Regions from separate parts of the Homo sapiens genome. Here region 2 is linked to region 1. The links are chromatin contacts, found by Hi-C in ENCODE. All regions are on one chromosome and are shown on one strand. Each heading gives the region's core, a stretch centred on a gene start or an enhancer-like site at or near the end of the contact. The rest is flanking DNA. Distances are from core to core; before and after follow the strand shown. Region 1 holds the start of ASB14 (ankyrin repeat and SOCS box containing 14). Region 2 holds the start of PDE12 (phosphodiesterase 12).

Region 1 (3,878 bases), core at 1,267-3,766:
TTGCTCAGAGGCACAAATTAGCTTGACACAGTCTCCCGCTAGTGACTAGCATTTTCTGGCTATAAGAAACTGCTAGGCCTAGGAGCCAGCCAGGTCCCCCAAGGCATAGATGTTGCTAGCCACATGGGGTGGGGGCCAATTTTGCCCCATTTAGGAAACTGCTTGCTCCTCCCCTGCTTCTGCCATCATCATCTTTCTACAAGTCTGGAAAAAAAAGTCTCATTCTTTTGTTTTCTCTTCCCTAACTTTTTAATTCTTAAATAACAACAATTTCTTAAAATATTTACTGATCACCCAGAATCACCATCCAACCTATCAAATATTCTCATTACGAATGTGGTTCAGTTATAACTATGAGAAACGTGACCTTAGTTTGGAAAGACTCTTAATATCTTATATCTGGCTTTTTGGGGATTGTATATAGTTTCTTTTCATGAATTGGTAAGAGTTGACATGTTTTTCTTATTATTTACCTGCTAAAAACAAATAGAAACGTCAGCTTCTTCTAATGTGTGGGTTTCTTGGATTAGAGCTCTAAGCAGTTGTATTTCTTCTTTTGAGTCTCCCCCACTACCTATACTGTATTTTATTCCTTCTTCCCTCCCTTCTCATTCTCCCCTCCCAAATCCTCTTGAGTTTTCTCATGCCTGCTAAGCGGTCAGAACTTTAAAGTCTATTCCTGTCTTCCACACCTAGAATCATGCACCATACGAAATACTTGCCTTGGGCTGGGCGCAGTGGCTCACGCCTGTAATCCCAGCACTTTGGGAGGCTGAGGCGGGCAGATCACGAGGTCAGGGGTTCAAGACCAGCCTGGCCAACATAGTGAAACCCCGTCTCTACTAAAAATACAAAAATTAGCAAGGCATGGTGGCAGGCACCTGTAGTCCCACCTACTCAGGAGGCTGAGACAAGAGAATCGCTTGAACCTGGGAGGCAGAGGTTGCAGTGAGCCGAGATTGTGCCACTGTACTCCAGCCTAGGTGACAGAGTGAGACTCAGTCTCCAAAAAAAAAAAAAAAAAGAAAAGAAAAGAAATACTTGCCTTGTTTCACAACCGTAATACTATATGTACTGTAAAAAAATATATATGCTGTAAAACCTTCATATATCACAATTATGATCTTAGATTTAGTTCTGGCCATTTTATTACAAGATAAATAGTTCTTTTCGTACCAATGGCTGTTTTTCCCTTTATCAAGTGAATATATTTCTTTTTTTTTTTCAAGCTCAAAAATCTCGGATTATAAAGTCGGATGCCTATGTCTGTCCCCTCTACAAGACAAGTGAACGTAAAGGAACTCTTTCCACTACGGGACATTCTACTAACTTTGTCATTGCAATGTTGTTAAAAACAGACCAACCTACTCGGCACTGGATCAAGCGCGGGGTTGCTTTGCTTTGTCAGTTGGATGACTAAATTGGACAAATTTATAAAACATCCAAAAGTTTAAAAAAAAAAAAACCTGTCCTACTTAAAATATATACATTATAAAACCAAGTGTTTTGGTGTTATTCTTTTAAATGATCTTTGCAAACACTCATTGCATTGTTCTCCTTTCTGAGGAGAACTTTTTGAAGTTTGATTGTATGTGAAAAATAGATTTGGGGGTTAAACGGTAACATTTAACAAATATCAGGAATTATCTCCTTCACAAATGTTAAGTCATTCCTTCAGCTTCAGTATAGTTTACTTTCCACTCTCCTACCTAAAGTAATTATACATAAATATTTCAAATACATAAATTAAGAAATTATAAATATGGAAAATATTAAAAGTTACCCAACTATACCTCTTTATTTCTTACCTCTAAGACATCGGTTCCATTTCTCACTGCATCCTTGTGACTAGGAAAGGAAACTCAAAGCTGCGAAGTTGGCCTGCAAAGGCAGTAGGATGGCTTGAGGGCAGTCCGAACTTCTACACCTGCAGTGACAGTGTGCTTCTCGGCATTTGCTTCATATTTAATTTGAAATGTCAAGTGGTCCCTTTGCTTTTTTTAGTGTATATTAACAATTTAAAAATATTTCAACAAAACAGAATTTTGATCAAAATTTTATCTTGTGTAGAGTGAATTCTTCCCTTAGGATTCCAAGGACACTGAAGGCCACAGTTCTGTAACCCAAGGAAAATGTAGTCACAGCTACCTAGTGAATCTAGTACATTGGGACAGTCACTTTGGATAATTGGGTCAGAGCAAAATGTTTGGGTTCTCTTAAGTGAAAAATTGATTGTGGTTTGCAGTGGCTATGTGCATGAATTCTCTTTGCATGGCCAACCCCCTGCAAAAGCATTTTATTCCAGGAATAAAATATTTAATCCTTTAAATTTGATGAATGTAGCACTGAAGAAAAGAGATCATGTTTCCAAAAAGAGCTAAACCACATGTAAAAAACAAGGAGAATGTGCCAAACTGTCTTATGATGAAGTATTTATAGTAAAGCTATTAATGGAATGGTCACTACAGGGGAGAGGAGAGCCTAAATATAAATGAAAATTCTGAGGCTTACATGTGTTAGTCCTTAACAGTGAAAACTTCACTGCTGTCCTAGAGGATAAAACAAAAGGTAAAAAGTCTTTGAAATGTGACCAAATGTATTCTATGCTAAAACTGACATTTTTCTTTTAAAACCATTTAGATATTGCCTAGTAAGATACATTTGTTTTTACTACTGCTGTATCCATGTTGTAATTATGAGAATACATTTGTTCCTATAACATGTTTATTTTTAATGTATATTAAGTAAAATATTATTTTCAGCATCACACTGTGTGTAGGAAAGATATTATTTTGGATGAGTGCTACAATCACTGTGAAAGACTCACAGCCAAGTTGAACAGATCAGAGTGTTGTCAGTGTTAGAGTGGCACTAACCGAAGTCTTATTTGAAAGGTGGTTTTTCCTGAATAAGCTTTAAGTCAATGGCTACTCATGGAAACTTCTAATTTTTGTTGAATCTGTGGCAGTCCACAAAACTTTTTTAAGTTTATAGAAATTTTTTAGTGAATATTTTGTTTCCTAAATTTTGTATATTTTTCATTGTTAATCCTACCAATTTTCTAGATTTCTGAATTTCATTTGTAATTTTAAGCAGTTGATCTCTTCACAACTGGAAAAATACTTTTAATTCACTCTGACTTTAAAGTAAACCTGTCCACGTTTCACATGGATAATTACACCAGCGATGAAGACATAGATGAAGACTTTGACACCCAGCTCATCATTCAACAGAGTTTGCAGGATATTTATAAGCCAGGAACAGCACAACATGCACCTAAGGATGAGAGGTAATGGTTTTCTCATCGGCAATATAGTATTAAGTGTTGTATTCAACAGCTGACACTTGTCATTAGCTTAACTCTAGTGTTGTGACAAAAACAGGAGGGTCAGAATCCAAGGAGCTGTCAATTAAATATCTGTAAGATATTATGCCTAACTAGACAGGAATAATCTGGAAATAATTCAGAATTTAATTAGGCAATAAAAATATCTGAAGGAGGTTAGCAGCAAATCTGGGTGAGGTGATACAGACTGGAAATCAGAAGAAAGAAAGGAGGATATGAAGGGCTAGAGAAAAACTAATACATCTTGTCTTTGGGAATTGAAGAAATGCATAAATCCAACCGGGACACATAGAAAGTTAGTTATCTTCAACCTTAGTAGGGTAGGTGGGGATGGGGTCCAGTCTTTGATCTACTCAAATCAAAAGGAGGAATTACATAAACTTGAACAAGGCTTCTGAAAGTGTAGATTCAGAGTTTTGTTGGACAACACTGAAAAAGGACCAGTGGGACCCTGTGTGGGGTGTAAGAAGAATCGTCCTGGATATGGCACACCTGCTCACACGCTCGCTGGCCAATCAGCAACCTTGGTCTC
Region 2 (4,195 bases), core at 1,115-3,614, 260 kb before region 1:
GCGCCTCTAGTCCCAGCTACTAGGGAGGCTGAGGCAGGAGAATCGCTTGAACCCGGGAGGCGGAAGTTGCGGTGAGCCGATATCGCGCCACCGTACTCCAGCCTAGGTGACAGAGACTCCGTCTCAAAATAATAATAATAATAATAATAGTCCAATATATAAAGCTAGTAATATAAACAATACATTTTACATGACAACACTTTGACTGGAGAAAGTGTTTTCAAGCGTAAGCACAGGCTTTGGAGTCAGGCAGACCTGGGTTTGAATACTCATTTCACCATTTATAGCAATGTGACCTGCAAAAAGATGCTTTTCTAGCCAGTTTCGTACTGGCAGTCACTGACAATACCATCCACCTCATGGGCTGTTGTGTGGAGTCAATTAAATGATCTTATAAGGTGCATGAAACACCTTAGGTACTTAAAAAATGGTAGCTGCTCTTCTTATTATGAACAAAATCAATTACTTAAAAACTTTAACACAAGAATGACATCTATAAAATGGGAATAGGGGACTTACTGTGAAGATTCAATGAGCCTATGATTTAAAAAAAACTAGTTTATATTTATGGAGCACTTCAAAACACACCACGCTCTTAAATTTTAAGTACTTTAAAATGTGCCAGAACAGTGCTTGGCAAGTAGTAAAAAACATTAGCTACTATTGTTCTTGCATTTAGCGTGTGTCCCTCTCGCTAGATTGTAAGCACTGTAAAAGTCCCTGCTAGTCTTGTTCAAGGCAACCTGCAGTATGGCAGGCACACCAGAGGTGTTCAAAAAATATCTGCTGAATGAATGAAGAGTAAACTTTGTGCTGAAGATACAAGGGCAAACACACCTTTCAACAATATCTGGATACTTTCATCGCACTTTTAACCCCCACCTCATTCCTCGCCTTCCTGGCCCCTAAAAGTGGGACAGTATGTGAAGAGACGGGCGGAACTACTTTACCTGAAGAACAGAAGATCTCTGGAGCACCTTCTCCTGCGCTGATGGGTACAAAACTAGTTTCTCCAGCAGTTCTTTGTGAAGTGGGTCGGACTCGAGGGCTTCGTAGAATGAAATGTCATGCTGGCTAAGAAGGCTGAACTTAGACTTTCGGTAGAAAGTGGCCAGGCCTTCGTGCTGCTTGATTCGAAACACCCCCTCGAGCCCGAAGGCCTCTAGGGCGGGTACCAAGCTGTCAGAAAACACTGCGCGGTCAACCTCCTGCAAACAGATGACATCGGCGTTGTAGCCGGTGAGTTCCTTCTGGATAAGGTTCTGGCGGTAGTCGAGCTCCAGGGCGTAGGGGGCACAGTATGGGTACAGAACCGTTCGCGAGAACTCAGTCTGCGCGTACGTGTCTGCCAGGATGTTGTAAGAGACAGTGCGGATGAGAGCGTCCTCAGTCACCTTCTTCGTGTAGAGATGCCGGTGGTCAAAAGTGCAGGTGCCAGGCCCAGCCTCTACCACACACACACTTTCCAACTCCCGGCTGTGCCCAAAGCGCTGCCCATCGCCTGGGGTGCAGTGAAGCTTGAGCCTTAGCCCGATGTCGGCATTGGACGGGGTGTAGACACGCTCCTCCACATCAGTCTCAGTCCAAGAAGAAGAAGGTGAGGAGGGAGACAATGACGAGGGGACACCGACCTCGGGCTCCGCCGCTCCGGGCTTGGCTTCCTTATACCAGCGGAAAAGGGAGCTGGCGGGATCCCCAAATTCGAGGCTGAGTTTGGGGCACACAGGGAACCCGGCCATGATGTAGCGCGGCAACTGCAGTTCGGTGAAGGCGGGCGGGTTGCGCTCCACCTTGTACTTAACATCGCCGATCTGCAGCACCGCGCCGTCTTGCCAGGCATCCACGTTGAGCACGTCCTCAGCCACTGCCTCTTCCCGGTAGTACAGCTTCACCACGGGCTCGCAGAACACAGCCGGCTCAGGCCCCGGCCCTGAACAGGCCGCACCGCCGCTAGCATTCGGCCGGCTCTTCCTGCTCTTCTTGGCGGCGGCCGCCTTAGCGTGACCCTTTAGGGCATTGGTAGCGATGCGGCTGAGGACTCGACCCAGCGGCTCGCTCTGGTCGCGCTGCATGTTCTTGTGGCTACCATCAGCCAAAGCGAATGACAGGCTCAGCTTGGGTTCCGAAGGTACGCAGCGCACTACAGCGCGCTCCATCGCTCCCGCCGCTGTCTGGCTCCCCGCTTCAGCCCGGCTCAGCTTCTCCACCGCCGTCCGGATCACCCGAAGCGCGGCGCGGGCGCCTGGGAGCCTCCACATGAACCTGGTGGCCTAGCGGTCGACAAGACCCGCGGCCGATCAGCGGCCTACTGTCAGGTGGAGCTGAGGAGCCGAGGCCGCCGGCTTTGACTCATTCAGATCTCGCGACTTCCGGCTAGCGAAGAGAGGGAATGAAGTGCTTCCGACTCGCACTTTCGCCTAGCGCGTGGGCACGCATGTCTGTAATACTCTGAAGATTAATTTTTACCTACACGATAGGTCAGAATTATAGGGAAGTGAAGAAAATATAAAGGTGTCAGAGGAAAATACTAGATTCCACGGTTTTGTCGAAAGTGCATGCTGGTGACGGGAGGGCATGCCCTCCAAGCCGGAAGTGGATAGGGTGGTGTCACGTGTTCCGCTTCGTTGGAGGAGGTGGACACCTGTCTTGGAATCTTGGCTGACCAGCTCTCCTCCCTGCGCCCGGGACTGGACTGCGCTAGGACGTGGAGGCCTCCACCCGGATTGCGAGCTTTACTCGCAGTGTGGAAGGTGTTGCCCATTTCATCTCCACAGCTTTGCCGACCCTGATCGCTCGTTTCGGTGGCCTGGTGGGTTCACCCCAGGCTGAGCCAGCGCCTACGCACCTCTGAGCAGAGCCTTTGTGGTAGTTAACAACGAACGATATACAATAACTCCGTTTAGTGAGCGCAGACTATGCGAGAAACGCTACACACACTATCTTATTTAAGCCTCATAGTTCTTATGAGGTAGGTCTCTTTATCCATCGCTTTACAGATGCAGAGTCCCGAGATATTACCTGCTCAGGGTCACACAACTATTAATTGGCAGAAAGAAATAGTACTGACAAACTGCGGAAGGCTGTTTGTTATTTTTTATTAGAGACAGGTTGTCACTTTGACGCCCAAGCTGGAGTGCAGTGGCCTGATCATAGCTCACTGCCCCCTCGAACTCCAGGGCTCGTGCGATCCTCCCGCCTAACCCTCTCAAGTACAAACAGGCAAGAGCCACCCAGTGTTTATTTTTAGTTAGTAAATAGGAAGACTCTATTTAGTTACTACATTTAACAAATAAAATTACAGGATCTCAGTTAAATTCAATTTCAGATAAGGAATAATAATGGGGCATATATTAAGAAATAGTTGTTTATCTGTTTATTTTATTTTTTTATTTTTTAGGTAGGGCCTTGCTCTTTCACCCAAGCTGGAGTGCAGCTGTGCGATCTTGGCTTACTGCAACTTCGGCTTCCAGAGTTCAAGCGATTCTCGTGCCTCAGCCTCCCAAGTAGCTGGGACTACAGGCACACACCACCACGCCCAGCTAATTTTTGTATTTTAGTAGAGAAGGGCTTCACCATGTTTCCTGGGCTGGTCGCGAACTCCTGGCCTCAAGCAAGCCCCCCGCCTTACCCTCCCAAAATTCTGGGATAACAAGTGAAAACCACCTCCCCTGGCCTAAGGAATCGTGCACTTTATTGCTATTTCTTTTAAAGGTCTTAAAGACGCCGGGCCCAGTGGCTCACGTCTGTAATCCCAGCACTTTGGGAGGCTGAGGCGGGTGGATCGCCTAAGGTCAGGAGTTCGAGACCAGCCTGGCCAACATAGTGAAACCCCGTCTCTACTAAAAATACAAAAAATTAGCTGGGCATGGTGGCGCACACCTGTAATCCCAGCTACTAGGGAGGCTGAGGCAGGAGAATCGCTTGAACCTGGGAGATGGAGGTCATAGTGAGTTGAGATCATGCCATTGCACTCCAGCCTGGGCAACAAGAGTGAAACTCCGTCTCAAAACAAAACAAAAAAAGGTCTTGAAGAACGAATGAATTGCTTTACCTGTAGACCAGAAAGAGGTCCAGTGTGATGAGTAAGGTGAGACCAGGGGAGAGTAGCAGATAAGAAAGATATGCATCCACCAAATTGTGTAGTGCATTCTAAGCCATAGTATGAAGTTCTGGATTTCTTCTAAGAGGGCCATTA

What was found. A loop is a pair of places that touch in the nucleus more often than their neighbours do. Pooled maps may share reads with other maps.
Region 2: a pooled map shows a loop between it and region 1 (2.3-fold over the local background). The contact joins the promoter of PDE12 here to the promoter of ASB14 in region 1. A Hi-C loop is called at or near these places in 2 of 50 pooled maps.

The regions. Positions count from the first base shown.
Region 1 is chr3:57,291,323-57,295,200 of GRCh38, reverse strand. ASB14 (ankyrin repeat and SOCS box containing 14) reads left to right here and starts at 2,516. Exons shown (of 11, transcript NM_001142733.3): 1 at 2,516-2,568; 2 at 3,097-3,289. The coding sequence starts at 3,168. DNAH12 (dynein axonemal heavy chain 12) reads left to right here. Exons shown (of 74, transcript NM_001366028.2): 74 at 1,230-1,501. The coding sequence ends at 1,420. LOC124909384 (a long non-coding RNA gene) reads right to left here and starts at 2,410. Exons shown (of 2, transcript XR_007095923.1): 1 at 1,809-2,410.
Region 2 is chr3:57,554,443-57,558,637 of GRCh38, reverse strand. PDE12 (phosphodiesterase 12) reads right to left here and starts at 2,364. Exons shown (of 3, transcript NM_177966.7): 1 at 951-2,364. The coding sequence starts at 2,258. It also overlaps a transcript of DNAH12 not described here. RefSeq lists enhancers at 1-534, 1,431-1,600, 2,091-2,870.